Linked DNA regions of Homo sapiens: region 2 is linked to region 1. A link is a contact called in ENCODE Hi-C data. All regions are on one chromosome and are shown on one strand. Each heading gives the region's core, a stretch centred on a gene start or an enhancer-like site at or near the end of the contact. The rest is flanking DNA. Distances are from core to core; before and after follow the strand shown. Region 1 holds the start of LRIF1 (ligand dependent nuclear receptor interacting factor 1). Region 2 holds the start of GDAP2 (ganglioside induced differentiation associated protein 2).

What was found. Hi-C counts contacts between places; a loop is a spot of excess contacts on that map. Pooled maps may share reads with other maps.
Region 2: a pooled map shows a loop between it and region 1 (8-fold over the local background). The contact joins the promoter of GDAP2 here to the promoter of LRIF1 in region 1. A Hi-C loop is called at or near these places in 6 of 50 pooled maps.

What each region holds. Positions count from the first base shown.
Region 1 is chr1:110,961,478-110,968,306 of GRCh38, reverse strand. It overlaps LRIF1 (ligand dependent nuclear receptor interacting factor 1), which reads left to right and starts at 4,385. Exons shown (of 4, transcript NM_018372.4): 1 at 4,385-4,686. The coding sequence starts at 4,619. RefSeq lists enhancers at 4,517-4,726, 4,261-4,797.
Region 2 is chr1:117,927,215-117,934,021 of GRCh38, reverse strand. It overlaps GDAP2 (ganglioside induced differentiation associated protein 2), which reads left to right and starts at 4,401. Exons shown (of 14, transcript NM_017686.4): 1 at 4,401-4,574. WDR3 (WD repeat domain 3) reads right to left here and starts at 4,283. Exons shown (of 27, transcript NM_006784.3): 1 at 4,240-4,283; 2 at 532-734. The coding sequence starts at 702. RefSeq lists enhancers at 4,131-4,300, 4,182-4,476.

The DNA of each region.
Region 1 (6,829 bases), core at 3,136-5,635:
TTGTTATGCAGAAATATATGGTTATTTGGTATGCAGAAAATAATACATTTTTCCTCCCTGAGGGCTTTATTTTTTTTTCTTTTTGATATTCTAGTTTTAATTTCTTAAGGCATGTTTTTTTTTTCTTATTTCTCTCACTTGATACCTTAGGACATGCTTTAACTGACATCTTTCTATTTTCTTTAATTCTGGAAAAATAGTTTTTAGATTTAAAAAATATTTGTTTTAATTTCTGTCCTTCTGCAATCCTATTTTCCAGATATTGAAACTTCTACTTTTCTATTAGACAAATTTTAACTTTTATTTTTATATTTGCTCTCTTTTTATCCTTTCCTACTGCCCTCCAACATTTTCTTTACTCTCTTCTATCAGTCTCCTAATTCTTTATTCAGCTGCATGCATTCAACTATTTATCTCATCTAGTGTGTTTATTTTAGTTCATATTTGGCTTCACTCTCATCCCCCAAATATGTTCATTTTTTTCTGATTTTCACTGATATACTGTAGTATATCTGTGGGAGATATGTTTCAATACTCCCAGTGAATGCTTAAAACCATGAATAGTACCAGACTGGATACGGGCTACATTTTTTTTTCTTATACATACATACCTATAATAAAGTTTAATTTATAAGTTAAGCATAGTAAGAGATTAATCACAACTAATAATAAAAATAGAACAACATGCTAGCATCACTACTCCTGTACTTTGGGCCATTTTTAAGTAAATAAGGGTTACTTGAACATAAACATTGTGATACCATGACAGTGGATCTGAAAACCAAGATGGCGCCTAAGTGACTAACAGGTGGGGATATGCTAGAGAAAGGGATGATTCACACCCTGGTGGGGCAAAAAAGGACAGCTCAAGATTTCATCATGCTACCCAGAATGGCACACAATTTCATACTTGTGAATTGGTAATTTCTGCAATTTTCCATGTAATATTTTTGAACCATGGTTGACCATGGGTAACTGAAACTACAGAAGGTAAAACTGAATAAGCAGGGTCTACTGTAGTTTTCTATTACTTTAATTTTCCATGTAACTTGATTGTACATTTAACATTTTTGATCTGTTTTTGTAATGCTAATTTAGTAACAGTCATTTCATTTCTAAATATGTCTTTAAACTAGTCTTTATTAACTGAATTGCAAGGTGATGCGTGCCTGTAGTCCCAGCTACTCAGGAGGCTGAGGCAGGAGAATCACTTGAACCTGAAAGGCGGAGGTTGCAGTGAACCAAGATCGTGCCACTGCACTCCAGCCTGGGCAACAGAGCGAGACTCTGTCTCAACAACAACAACAACAAAAAGATATTTAAGCCTCAGTCTGCATTTCCCAATGAATTTAGAAGAAAAGTGTATGTCCTAAGGAATTCAAAGAAGCACTGCTGATCATACCAATTAGCTTCCACTCCAAAAGGCAATTTCCATGGTAAGAGTTATATTTAAATTGTAGTGCAAGACCACACTGATAAAAGTCAAGTTACCTATTTATAATATACCAGCCAGGGTGGTTTTGCGGAAAGGATGGAGTAGTGACTTCCCAACACTGGCAGGTAATCCTGCATCTGTTTTCATCAGTGCCTTACCTTAGCATGGGTTTTTCCTGCCTTGACTTTATCCTGTCCATACCAGGGGCTTGGCTATTGCTACAGGTTTATTTTCAAAGGACAATTAATGATCATATCTGTTACAAGAGAAAAATTCAAATAGTTGCCTCCACCCTCTGCTTCTCGTGGTGGCCCTTGGCTTTAGCCTGTAACACTCTATACACTCACATACCAGTTCTGAAAATGTCCTACAGATCGAAATTTTCACAGCTGCTTTTTGTGTGTGTGTGTGTGTGTGTGTGTGTGTGTGTGTGTGTGTGGTGGTTGTTGCTGTTAATTCCTAAAAATCTAAACTTCCTTTTTTTTTTTTTATTTCTCCAGGTGTCAGCCGTCTGTACTAGTTCAACATCTTGATTAGAATCAAGGATTTTGGCTGGGCACAGTAGCTCATGCCTGTAATCCCAGCACGTTTGGAGGCCAAGGCAGACAGATCATTTGCGGTCAGGAGTTAGACACCAGCCTAGCCAACATGGTGAAACCCTGTCTCTATTAAAAATACAAAAAATGAGCCAGGCGTGGTAGTGCGCACCTGTAATCCCAGCTACTCGGGAGACTGAGGCACGAGAATCGCTTGAATCCAGGAGATGGAGATTGCAGTGAGCTGAAATCACGCCACTGTACTCCAGTCTGGGGTGACAGAGTGAGACCCTGTCTAAAAAAGAAAAAGAAAAAAAGAAAAGAAAAAAGAAAAAGAAAAAAAGGAAAAGAATCAAGGATTTTGATCCTTATCATAAGAGCAATGGGGAAACTGATTTTTTTTTTTAATGCAGTGAGATGACACCATCAGATTTGTGTTTCCATATGGTATCTCTGGCTGCAGCATTTACAGGAATACAAGAGTGGATATGAGGCTCACGCCTGTAATCCCATCACTTTGGGAGGCTGAGGCGGGGAGATCAGGAGGTCAGGAGATCGAGTCCATCCTGGCTAACACAGTGAAACCCCATCTCTAATTAAAATACAAAAAATTAGCTGGGTGTGGTGGCGGGCGCCTGTAGTCCCAGCTACTCAGGAGGCTGAGGCAGGAGAATGGCGTGAACCCAGGAGGCGGAGCTTGCAGTGAGCTGAGATTGCCCACTGCACTCCAGCCTGGGTGACAGAGTGAGACTCCCTCTAAAAAAATAAATAAATAAAAAAGGAGTGGATATGAGGGTATCCGTTAAAGCTTTACTAGACCAAGTAAGCTTGCTCTACAGTAGTAGTAATAGAAATATAAAGCAGACTTGTAAGATATTTAGAAGATAAAATCTGCAAAAGTTGGTGAATTGTATATTTTGGAATAAAAAAAGGAAAGTGTTAAGGATGACACTGGGATTTAGGCAACTTTAATGGAAGGAAGTTATTTCTTTCTTTCTTTCTGAGATAGCACTGATAAAAGAAAACGTGTAGTGGGGGGAAGAGAAGCAAGTCATAAGTGTGGTTTTGAACATGTTTCATTTGAAGGGGCTTTTAAAATAGCAAAAAGGATATCTCAACAATTCACTTGAACATCCAGGTATAGATCTCAGAGAAATCAGAACTGGGAACATAAATTTATGAGTCACACGGCAGCATAATGCAGTAGTACATGGTGTGTTTAGCCAGACAACCTGGATTTGGAGCCTGGCTCCATCACTCACAAGCTCTATGACCTCTAAAAATTTGTTCACCCTCTCTGAGCATCAGTTACTTCATCTGCATATAATAATTATTTTATTAGCTGTTAGGAGTAAATTAATTTTGTAAAACACTTAAATCAGTGCCAAGGACATACATGTGTTTGGTGGTAAAATAATGGGTGGAGGTGGTAATTCAATCCAGGAGCATGAATAAAACCACGAATCGAGACAAGACAGTTTGAAAACATAAGAGAATCAGTGATCAAGCTGAAAGGAACTCCCTTGAAAAGGGAGATATCTTCAAAAGAGATTGAGAAGGTGTAGACAAAAAGGTAGGAGCAAAACCAGGAAAGTATATTGCCAATGGCGTCAAGATGAGGGACTAATTAATAGTGCTGCGAGGAAAAATTCTCAAATAGTGTGAGATAAAGAGCATCAACTGCAATGGACAGCTGAATAAATGATTTAATGAATACAATGGATGTTCTGATGCAACTCCCAGATCTCCCTTCAGAAATAAAGGTCTATATGACAATAAGTGATAGTTTCGATGAACGTAGGCTGGAGGAAAGAGTTAAGTAAGTCTAGAGGCAAAGCTTCAGGAAAGAGGAGTAAATGGGAAACCTTCAGAGAAGCAGCAACAATAATCGCTGGCCACAGGCAGGCGTTTTAAGTTTTCTCAGGCCAGAAGTGCATGACTCCAAAAAAGCGCGCCGATGTCTTTTAATGCACTGACGGGAGAGAAAAACGTACGCTAGCGGCGAGCACAGAAGCAGAAAATTTATGATTGACCCCGGAAACATTTTATTTTGCGTAGGTGTCGGGAGAGCTTTCTTTTGCGATTTGTTCCTTGATCCGGAAGAAAAGATAGCAAATATCACTTGCCATTGGATTGCATCATAAGGGTTGGGCTTTAGCGAGCCAGTCACCTTGGCAACCGGACGTGACGACCCCGGAAGACGCCCGACCGAGCTTTGCTCCAGCTATCGGCTTCAGTGGGCGGGGCGGCAGAGCCAGACTGACGCAGTCTTCAGCACTGACCAGGCTCTGTTGGGGGTGGTGCCACCAAGGCCACGCCCCCTGCGCCTGCTCCGGCGGAGTCTGGAGAGTTGTCGTAGGCTCTGAGGGCGGAGACTCACGCCGATTCTCTCTCAGCGTAGGGCTGTGAGGGCGCAGTCCACCGCCAGGAGCCTTCCGGTTTCTGCGCGGTGCGCGACCTCGTCCCGAAGCCTGGGGATACACCCTCTCGAGAGCCCGCTGTCGCCCTCCGTTAAGGTCGAACCCCTCACAGTTGCTGTGGGCAACTCCAGCCCAACATTCCCTCGCTCTGGTTCTCGCCCCATTGGGAAACTCGGCCCCACGCTTCCCACTTTTCTGGATGAGGTGTCCCCTTTCTCCCCACTAAAATGTCAAATAACCTACGGAGGGTCTTCCTGAAACCCGCAGAGGAAAATTCAGGCAACGCCTCGCGTTGGTAAGTACCGGTTTCGAATCCTCCCCACGGCTGCCCCTCTGTCCGTCTTAGGGATGTGGAGTCGGCCGTCGTTTCCGGACGCTGTGTAGTTGAGAGGAGTTGGAGCCCGCAGAGTGCGCCACCCAGGCGGGAAGCGCTTGTCTCCGCGGCGCTTAAAGCCCATAGAGCGCTTTCCTCTGGGAAATGTAAAACCTCTTTAGAGCCTGACACAGCGGCTCCGCGGGACCCCAGCGTCTCAAGTTTAATAGGCGGACCGAGTAGATCTCCACGGGAGATGAAAACCAAGATGGCCGACGCTCTTATGTGACTCAAACCTTCTGGAAGATTCTCACGCACACGCAGAAACGCAGCAGTCAGCACGGATTAGCAAGTGCAGCCCTGGTGGCGCTGGACCTTCAGTGAAAATAGATTTTAATAGTGAGACAGAAAGGGTGTGTGATTGAAGAAAAAGGGCTTTAGAATGAGGAGATCGAATATTTAAAATTTCAAGTAATAGTTTTATGTGAAGAGAGAGAAGTAAGACTGGAGAAATCCTCGTGTAAAGTCAGTCCTTTTGAACAGCCTTTTTGAAGTAGGGTGTAATGAAGTGCCATTTCATTGGCTATTTATATTTGGCATGAGGAGAGTCCAGTATTTCTAAGGAAGATATTCTTGTAAAGTTAGAAAATAGATGATCAGTAACTTAGTTTTTGGGTTTTTTTTTTTAAATTGTATTACAAGGAAATGAATTGGAAACAATGTTAGCTAAAGCAGAATATTTTCACTTGTACTCTCACATGGTTAGTAGATTAAGTGATGAGGAAAAAATAGGGTCTGCAGACTCTAATAAGAAAATGAAGAACTAAGATGCAAAACTCATGGAAGAGGATTTTCGTTTGAAGAAAATCAAGCTACCTGGGGTTAATCTCAACTTTGCTAGTTAGCATTTGTGAGGCCAGGTACCTGTTTCCAGTCTGTAAATAATAGCACTTAGAAATATTTTAAAGATTAGGAGAATGAAATAATGTAAAATACGTCGTGTAGGAAAATAGTAAAGCACAATTTAAATGTTAACTATTACTATTATAAGCATACAACTTTAATTCTGTACAGATTTTAGCCCAGCAGGTAGTTTTCTTTAATTGCAAGTAGAAAACTCCATTGCAATAAAGACCGTAAGTAATGGTGAGTCCTTAAAAGCAATATTATAAAAGGAAATGGTCACTAATAGTAATGAGCCAAAATTCTGTTGAACTGTCAAGATAGAACCATTGTATTTCAAATCATAAAAAGAGCCATTTTTTGGTGTACTTGTGTGTTTTTTTCTTTTTTCTTTTTTTTAATTTTGTGGTGGAAGTTTGGGGGAAGGGGCAGAGAGTGCCCTGTGTACATATGAGAAAGTAGAATTACTTTTTAAATGATTAATTTCTGCAGCCTTATTTTAGTACCTGAATACTTACTGACTTCTGACTTAGCTTAATTTATAGAAAATTTGTTTTAGGATTGCATTTTTAAATACAAAAAGTAAGATAAACAACTTTACTTTGTGTGTGTGTGTGTGTGTGTGTGTGTGTGTGTGTACCCTTAACTCTGTTATCCAGTTTCTAATCCTTTTGGGGATTTGGAGATTTTTAAATTACAAATTACATTCATAAGTCATTTTGAGTTCATTAACTCATTGATTTATGCATTGTTTTTATTATTTTTGAATGTATTTATTTAAATCATTGAGGTTTTACATCATATATTTGGGACATTTACCAGATGACTTTCTGAAGCTTCGACATTTACTTTGGTTAATGGTTGCGTATTTGATTCCATTCTGTTCTGTAAGTAATAAAACATCCAAATATAATTTTGTAAATAATATTAACGGCCCTTGTAGTTTATTGGAAACTTAGTTTTCTTATTTTTCTGGTAACATGTTTGATGGTACTAAATCATTTATTTTTATAACTTAAATGACTATGATTTTCTTATTGTTTGTAGCTTAAATATTTCCTGTTACTGCTTATTTAAAATTTTTCAGTAGCATAATACAGAATTGTATATTGTTGTATATTGTTTGAAGTATCTCTTAATTCATCAGAACATCACATGTAAAACCCAAATTTAATCTTAGAGTACAAAGGAAAAATCTGGAAGATATTTGTGATGGTATGCA
Region 2 (6,807 bases), core at 3,152-5,651, 7.0 Mb before region 1:
AACCTCTTGGGAATCACAAAATGAATGGACAATATCAAAATGCCTATATTTGGTTTGGCAAAAGTGGTAGGCTTAGGGAATTCAGTCACACAAAGTATCAAAGTCTACTTTAACAACACTTGGGCATTATCCATATTAGAAAAAGATTCTGCCAAAATAGACTAACCTTCCTTTTACATGCCTAATATTTTATAACCAGCTATAAGCATAAGTCGAGCTTGAAAAATAGAATTGGTAGAGAAAAAATACATCAGGAATAAATAATTACTGCAAATAATGACCTGTAAATATTCCAACAAATAGACATCTAAGAAATAAGCTCCTATTTCATTGTGGTTTTCAGAATTCAGTGGCGAAGAACACAAAGGAACTTGATGCTTGGCTAGCTAGACCTAAAGGAAAAAGATTTTTCTTCTAAGGGCACAGACACAAAAAAACTCATGATAAATAAATCAGAGCCCCCCCACTTCTACTACCTCTCCATCCTCAAATACCAATAAATCAGTATCAAACTGGTCATTTTAGGCTCACCTTCTCTCCTTTCCTTAAGTCCCAGATGAAAACGTGTTCACAAGCTGGTACTGCCACATAACGTCCTTTCTCACCACGAAGTGTCACAAAGACAATATTACCTTTTTGGCTGCCGATAACGCCAAAGACCGCACTAGCAACATAGCGTAGGTACTGCTTGGTGAGCCCCATGTTGTGATGTCTGATACCACAGGTGAAGCAATCTGTGCATATAAACAAAGAAAACTCAGCTCCTTGGGTGCCTTGGTTCTACTAGGTTAGTAAACACCAACTGTTTTTTTGTTTTTGAGACAGAGTCTCACTCTGTTGCCCAGGCTGGAGTGCAGTGGTGGGATCCTGGCTCACAGCTGACTCCACCTCCTAGGTTCAAGCGATTCTCCTGCCTCAGCCTCCCGAGTAGCTGGGACTACAGGCATGTGCCACCATACCCGGCTAATTTTTTTTTTTTTTTTTTTTTTAGTAGAGATGGGGTTTCACCATATTGGCCAGGCTCGTCTCGAAAGCCTCACCTCAAGTGATCCATCCGCCACGGCCTCCCAAAGTGCTGGGATTACAGGTGTTAGCCACTGCGCCAGAACAACACCAACTGTTGATCATGTCATTAAAAGCATGTAACTTGTGACTTCTTAATCTTTATTTACTCTAAATGAATCATTGACCTAAAATACCTGGACATCATTTTTTATTCAGTGTTGACTCAATATAATCCCTCATTCCTCAAGTTCCAAATTAGTCACGTTGTCATGCCCACCTCATGCATATCTGACATTATAGGCTCAATGCAGCTAAACTGATTTACTTCTGCCCATTAAACCAGCATCAAAGCTTTTACACAGAGATTGGCAGTCTGAGACTGAACATATTTTTCAATGAATATCTATTGAAAACCTACCAATTAGACAGGCACCATTCTAGACACTGGAAATACACTATTAACAAGGCAAAATCCCTAACCTCATGGTACTTACCTTCTTGTACAGTGGTTCTCTAACTCTAGTATACATCCAAATCACCTGGAGGGCTTATGAAAACATTGCTAGAAAACACCATCTCATCTCTTCTCCCAGCACCTGTTTCTGATTTCATAAGTCTGAGGTAGGGCCTAGAATTTTTCATTTCTAACAAGTTTCCAAGTGATGCTGCTATTGCAGTTCTTGGACCACACTTTGAGAACTACTAGTACATGAAAGTCTGTCCTTCATTTCAAAATCAGAGCAGCCACTTACCCTTGGCATAGAAAATGGTTGAGCAACTTGGCACACTATTTTTGGAAAGATGCCATAATTTCTGCACTTTTATTAAATTCACTGAAAATCCATAATCCACTGGTTATTTATAAAAGGGACAAGAGGTGAATGAAGGAGATAACAAATCAGTCCCATCTGTTCTTTACATGGAAGAGTAAAAAGTATCCCCAAAAAACACCCATGCAACTTAAAACACACAAAAATAAAGAAGTTACAGTCTTTTATGAGGAGCTGTTTCTTTTTGCTATTGTTTTTTGTTTCTTTGGTTGGTTGGCTTAACTCTACAGGGTCTTTCTAATTATCAAATGCTGTTTTAGTCTAACACAAAAAAAATTCAATCTCAACTCTCTGATAATATTTTCTGGTAATAATCACTTACTGGCCTCATTGCTTCTCTCACAGGAACCAACATAAAGCCAATTTAAAATCAAGGAAAGATAATATTAACATGGTGATAATGCTCTTAGCCTAGGCCATTTGATTAATTCTTTCCCAATTCCTCTTATTCCTCCAGACTCTGTAGTTGTTCCTTATGTTTGTCTGTCTTTGGCCATCTACCACCTCCTTCTACAGTGTTTTCCTTGGAGAATTCATATAGCATGCCTAGGTCCAGGGACTCCCATCTGTCTATTTCCAGTCCTTTCCACCTACATGAATACTAATTATAGAGTTTCCAATATTTACTGAACATCTCCACTTGAATACCTTATAGTTTCACATTTAACATGTCTATAACCAAGCCTACCTTACTTCTGGTACCCCTCTCTTTTCTTCTGACACTAAGACACAATTTTCCCAGCTCTTCAGGCTCAAAACCATTTAATAACCTTTGAATTATTAATAAAAAAATATTATTATAGCAGCCAAGATTTAGAGAGTGCTTACGCTATAGTAACTGATAACATTATGCAATTGTTTAATTACATACAGCAATTAATGAAACCGAGCTAACATATGCAAAGCACTTAGAAAAGCCTCTAGCACATTGTAAATATGAGCATAAAAAAATTATCCATAAGGACCTGGTATGGTGGCTCATGCCTGTAATGCCAGCACTTTGGGAGGCCAAGGCCTAGGAGTCAAGAGTTTCAGACCAACATAGGCAACACAGCAAGAACCTATCTCTACAAAACATTTTTTAAAAAATTAACCAGGCATGGTGACGCACTCGGGGAGGCTGAGGCAGAAAGATCACTTGAGTCCAGAAGTTCGAGGTTGCAGTGAGCTATGATCACGCCACTGCACTCCAGCCTGGGTGACAGTGAGACTCTGTCTCTAAAAATAAATAAACAAATTCTCCACAATAACACCACAAGGGAAGTCACTCTTCCTATCTCTATTTTACAGACAAGGAACTCAGACCCAGAGATGGCAAATTGCTAACTCAAAGTCATTTAGCAGCTAATTGCCAAAGCCAGATCCCAATCCAGCCAGTCTAACTCCAAAATTTCTGCTTTTAACCACTATGCTAAACTGCTTCTCTTTGCCTCTTTCTCTTTAGTCAATTCCACCTGACTGTTACTCTGAAACAGGATCCCTTTCTCTCCAGCACTTTCAGTTCCAGCTCTTTATCACTGGATTACTGCACTGATTTTCCACCTAGCACCTCCGCCTCCATGTTTTTCACTCTTTTCATTTAAACGTCATAATACTACCGACTAATCTTTTCAAATGAGCTTTCCCTATCCTAAAGCCTTGAAAAGGCTAAATCGTTTGCCAGTTTCCAAAAACTCATCCTATCTAACCCCCGTATTTCTCGAATAAACCTTCCTGTCAGGCTGGCTAGTTTCCTTCCTCGTCCCGCGACCTTGTATTCTTCATATTATTCGTTTTACTTAGAATAACATCCATGTTCTCCTCTACTTCTTTTAACTAATATTATCTTCTGAGGCCCACTTCCTTTCGAGTAAGCCCAATTCTAGCAGCCTTTTTTCATCGCCTCGATATTTAAACTACCTCCCATACAACTTGCACTGTTCACTTTGTTCCACGTGCACAGCTTTCGCCTCCTTTCTGACAGTTCACGACCAAACCTTCTTCCGAGACCCCATGATCTCCGCTTCCTAACCTACAGCCCCCAAAACGATGTTTCCAAGATGCACTGAAGGCCTGGACCGTGGCAACAGACCTGCCACACATTCCTAAACGAGTCTTCGGTCAGGGGAGGGTGACGGAGGGTTCCACACACCGAACACACGGTCATATCATCCTCAGGCCAGCCCGTGCACACGCACGGTCAGGCAGCTCTGCTCAGCACCCGCAACCGCGCCGAGTAGCTGAGGGGCTTCCAAGTACTGCTGTGGGGACGCCCGTAGTTACCTGAGTTCCCCCAGCCCTAGCAACCGGCCTTTAACACGCCCGTCTCGGCTGCTGCTGACATCACGAACGCCTCAGCCAGAATCTGCAAAATCGGAGCCGCAGATAATGCTCTCCGCCCCAACCACGCACCTCCAGGACTCACCTCAGCCTCCACGAGGCTCCCAGCCGATTGGACCCGCCCACAAGACCTGCCCCTTCCGGGTCCGTTCCGGAAGCCTCTTCCGCCAGAGGTTCCCTTTGCCTTCTAGGAGGAAATGACGGAGAAAGCCGGGCGCTGATTGGTGAGCTCTGGCCAGGAGCGGAAGCCGGTGTTTCGCAGCCCAGAGCATTTGCAGCTGGTCACTCCAGTCTCCTGGGACTTTGACTCGCCGTACTCGGCGCGCTCCTGCTGAGGGTCGCCGGAGATGTCGCTCGGCCGCCTTCTACCAGGAGCCTGATCCGTGCCGCCCGCCGCCCGGATGGGACCACCAGAGTGCTGTGAGAGGAGGGACTGAGGCCGGGAGGGAAGGCGGGGCGGAGAGGGCCGGGGGCGCGGTCCGAGGCGCTCGGGACTCGGCCCTGGTCAGGATTGCAGGCTGAGGGTTAGTTCTGTCACTTCTCTTGAAGAACGAGCCTGGCGCCACTTCCTCGCATGTTGGTTAGGTTCTTTCCCGAGGCGTTGTCGGGGACGCCGTCTCTACGAGAAGTGAAAGGGTGGGCAGTCGGCGGGCACTAGGAACAGTGGTGCTGTAGCCAAGGAGGCGGGCGCCCTAGGGTGCAGGTGAAATGGGGCAGGCGGGAGCTCTTGCTGGTTGTAGTCCCAAAGACAAGTCCGTGTTGCCGTTCCTGTGGACTGGACATTCTACGGAACCGAGAGCACCTCGGGTGAGGGGTGGGTAGACGCTGAGCCCAGGATGGTGCGTTGTCTAGGTTCCCGCAATCCCTGGAGTGACACTGGCCTGGCTTTGTGTTTCCGCTCTCTGGCCGCTTGAGGGGGAAGTGACCAAGGCTGACTCCTCCTTGTTTGCTCACTGAGACTTAAGTGCTCTTTCACCAAGTGGGAATTAGCTTTTCTCTCTTGCATTTCTGCTACTTTTATTCTTGAGCTGCATAGAAGTGTTTAGAAATGAGTTCTGATGTCTAGAGCTGTGCAAAATTAAAGCTAACATAGCTGTACAAAAGAAGATCCTGCCGGCGCTTCTTGAACAAGGTATCTGCAGCCAGCCTAGAAATTAGACTTTTGTCTACATTATCTGATTTTCTTTAGAGTTTCCTGAGCTTAATGCATGTTCAGCTAATCTTCCATATTCAAGAAAATTGCAATAGCAAAGAATGCGTATGATGAGACTGTGGACAGCTGTAGCAGCATAGGAGTTTTGAAACAAGATTGCTGTGTATTGGATAAATGAGAAGGGAAGAAATTGTGGCCACAAACTATTATTTTAATAAGCTTGGTGGGAAAGGGAGCATTTGAGTGGGTATGTATGGTTAATATCCCTGACAGGTGCTGTGCATTATATTATTATGGGGAGAAGTGTGTGCTTCAATGGAAAACTACATAGTTTAGATTCTATCTTAACACCCCTTGGAATAACTAATTCTAAAAAAGCTATTTTTCAGTTACGTAAACTAGGTAAGTGACATCAATGCTAAATAATTATTGTCAAGACATGCGAATTCTCTCAGAGATTCAGTGGAAGTTTTGCCTCCTTTTGCACATTTATTTCAATATTCCTGCTCTAAGGTGTCTAATTCTGGGATTTTCTTTATCTTCTCTGCCTGGTTCCATTTTGAGTTAAATAAAATCTTGAACACGGGTTTGGTTTTATATTTGAATGAGTCATGATTTTACCTTTTCTTAAAAAACTATCTTAATATTATTAAATATTATGGGATGGGACAACCACAGATGGAAAAAAATGATTTTAATAAGAGTTGGTATCAGAGCAACTGTGAGTGGTAAGGTAATGCATCTTACAAAATTCCTTATACAATGTTTCAAGGATGTAACTCTACTTCCTTATTTAAGTTTCAAAATGCCTAATATATCAATATTTACAATTAAAACATAGTGCAGTTCATTTAATATGAAGGGGTACTACTAATTTACTGTTAGGATATGTTCTTTGGGTGCTTTTGAATTATGATGTTAAATTTGACCCAAGCCATTGACAAGCTTAGGAATGTTCTTGTTATACTGTATTTATTGTTGACATATTTGACTACTTCAGTTAGTCTTCCAATCTGAAAATCTTTTTTAAAAAATGTCTTTCTGATGGCATAAAATGATTCTTAAGTATGGTGTTGGATGGTGGCATAAAATGATTCTTAAGTATGGTATGCACACATATCCTCATGTACTCTGAACTGTTAAATATTGAAATACAAAGTCATAAAGAATGGTAAACCCGGTAATTAATGGCGGTCAAGTGCATGCACCAGCTCTCTTTGTACTGTTGTTATCCAGGCTGGTCTGATCAATGTAAGCATTTTGAAAGACAGGTAAACAGGTTAAAAGTTACCATTTTTCTCTCTTAAATGATATCATTTTCTTTCTATCCAGAAAAAAAGTTTTTTTTGAGATGGTGATCCAAGGTATTATGCCCAATTTTGCCCAGTTTTGAACAATAAAATCTGATCTCTCTAGCCAATCCAATTATTCATATTAAGCAGTATTTAAAGGACTTCTTAAACTAAAAGATGACAGGATTTGAGGAAAAAAAAAACAAGT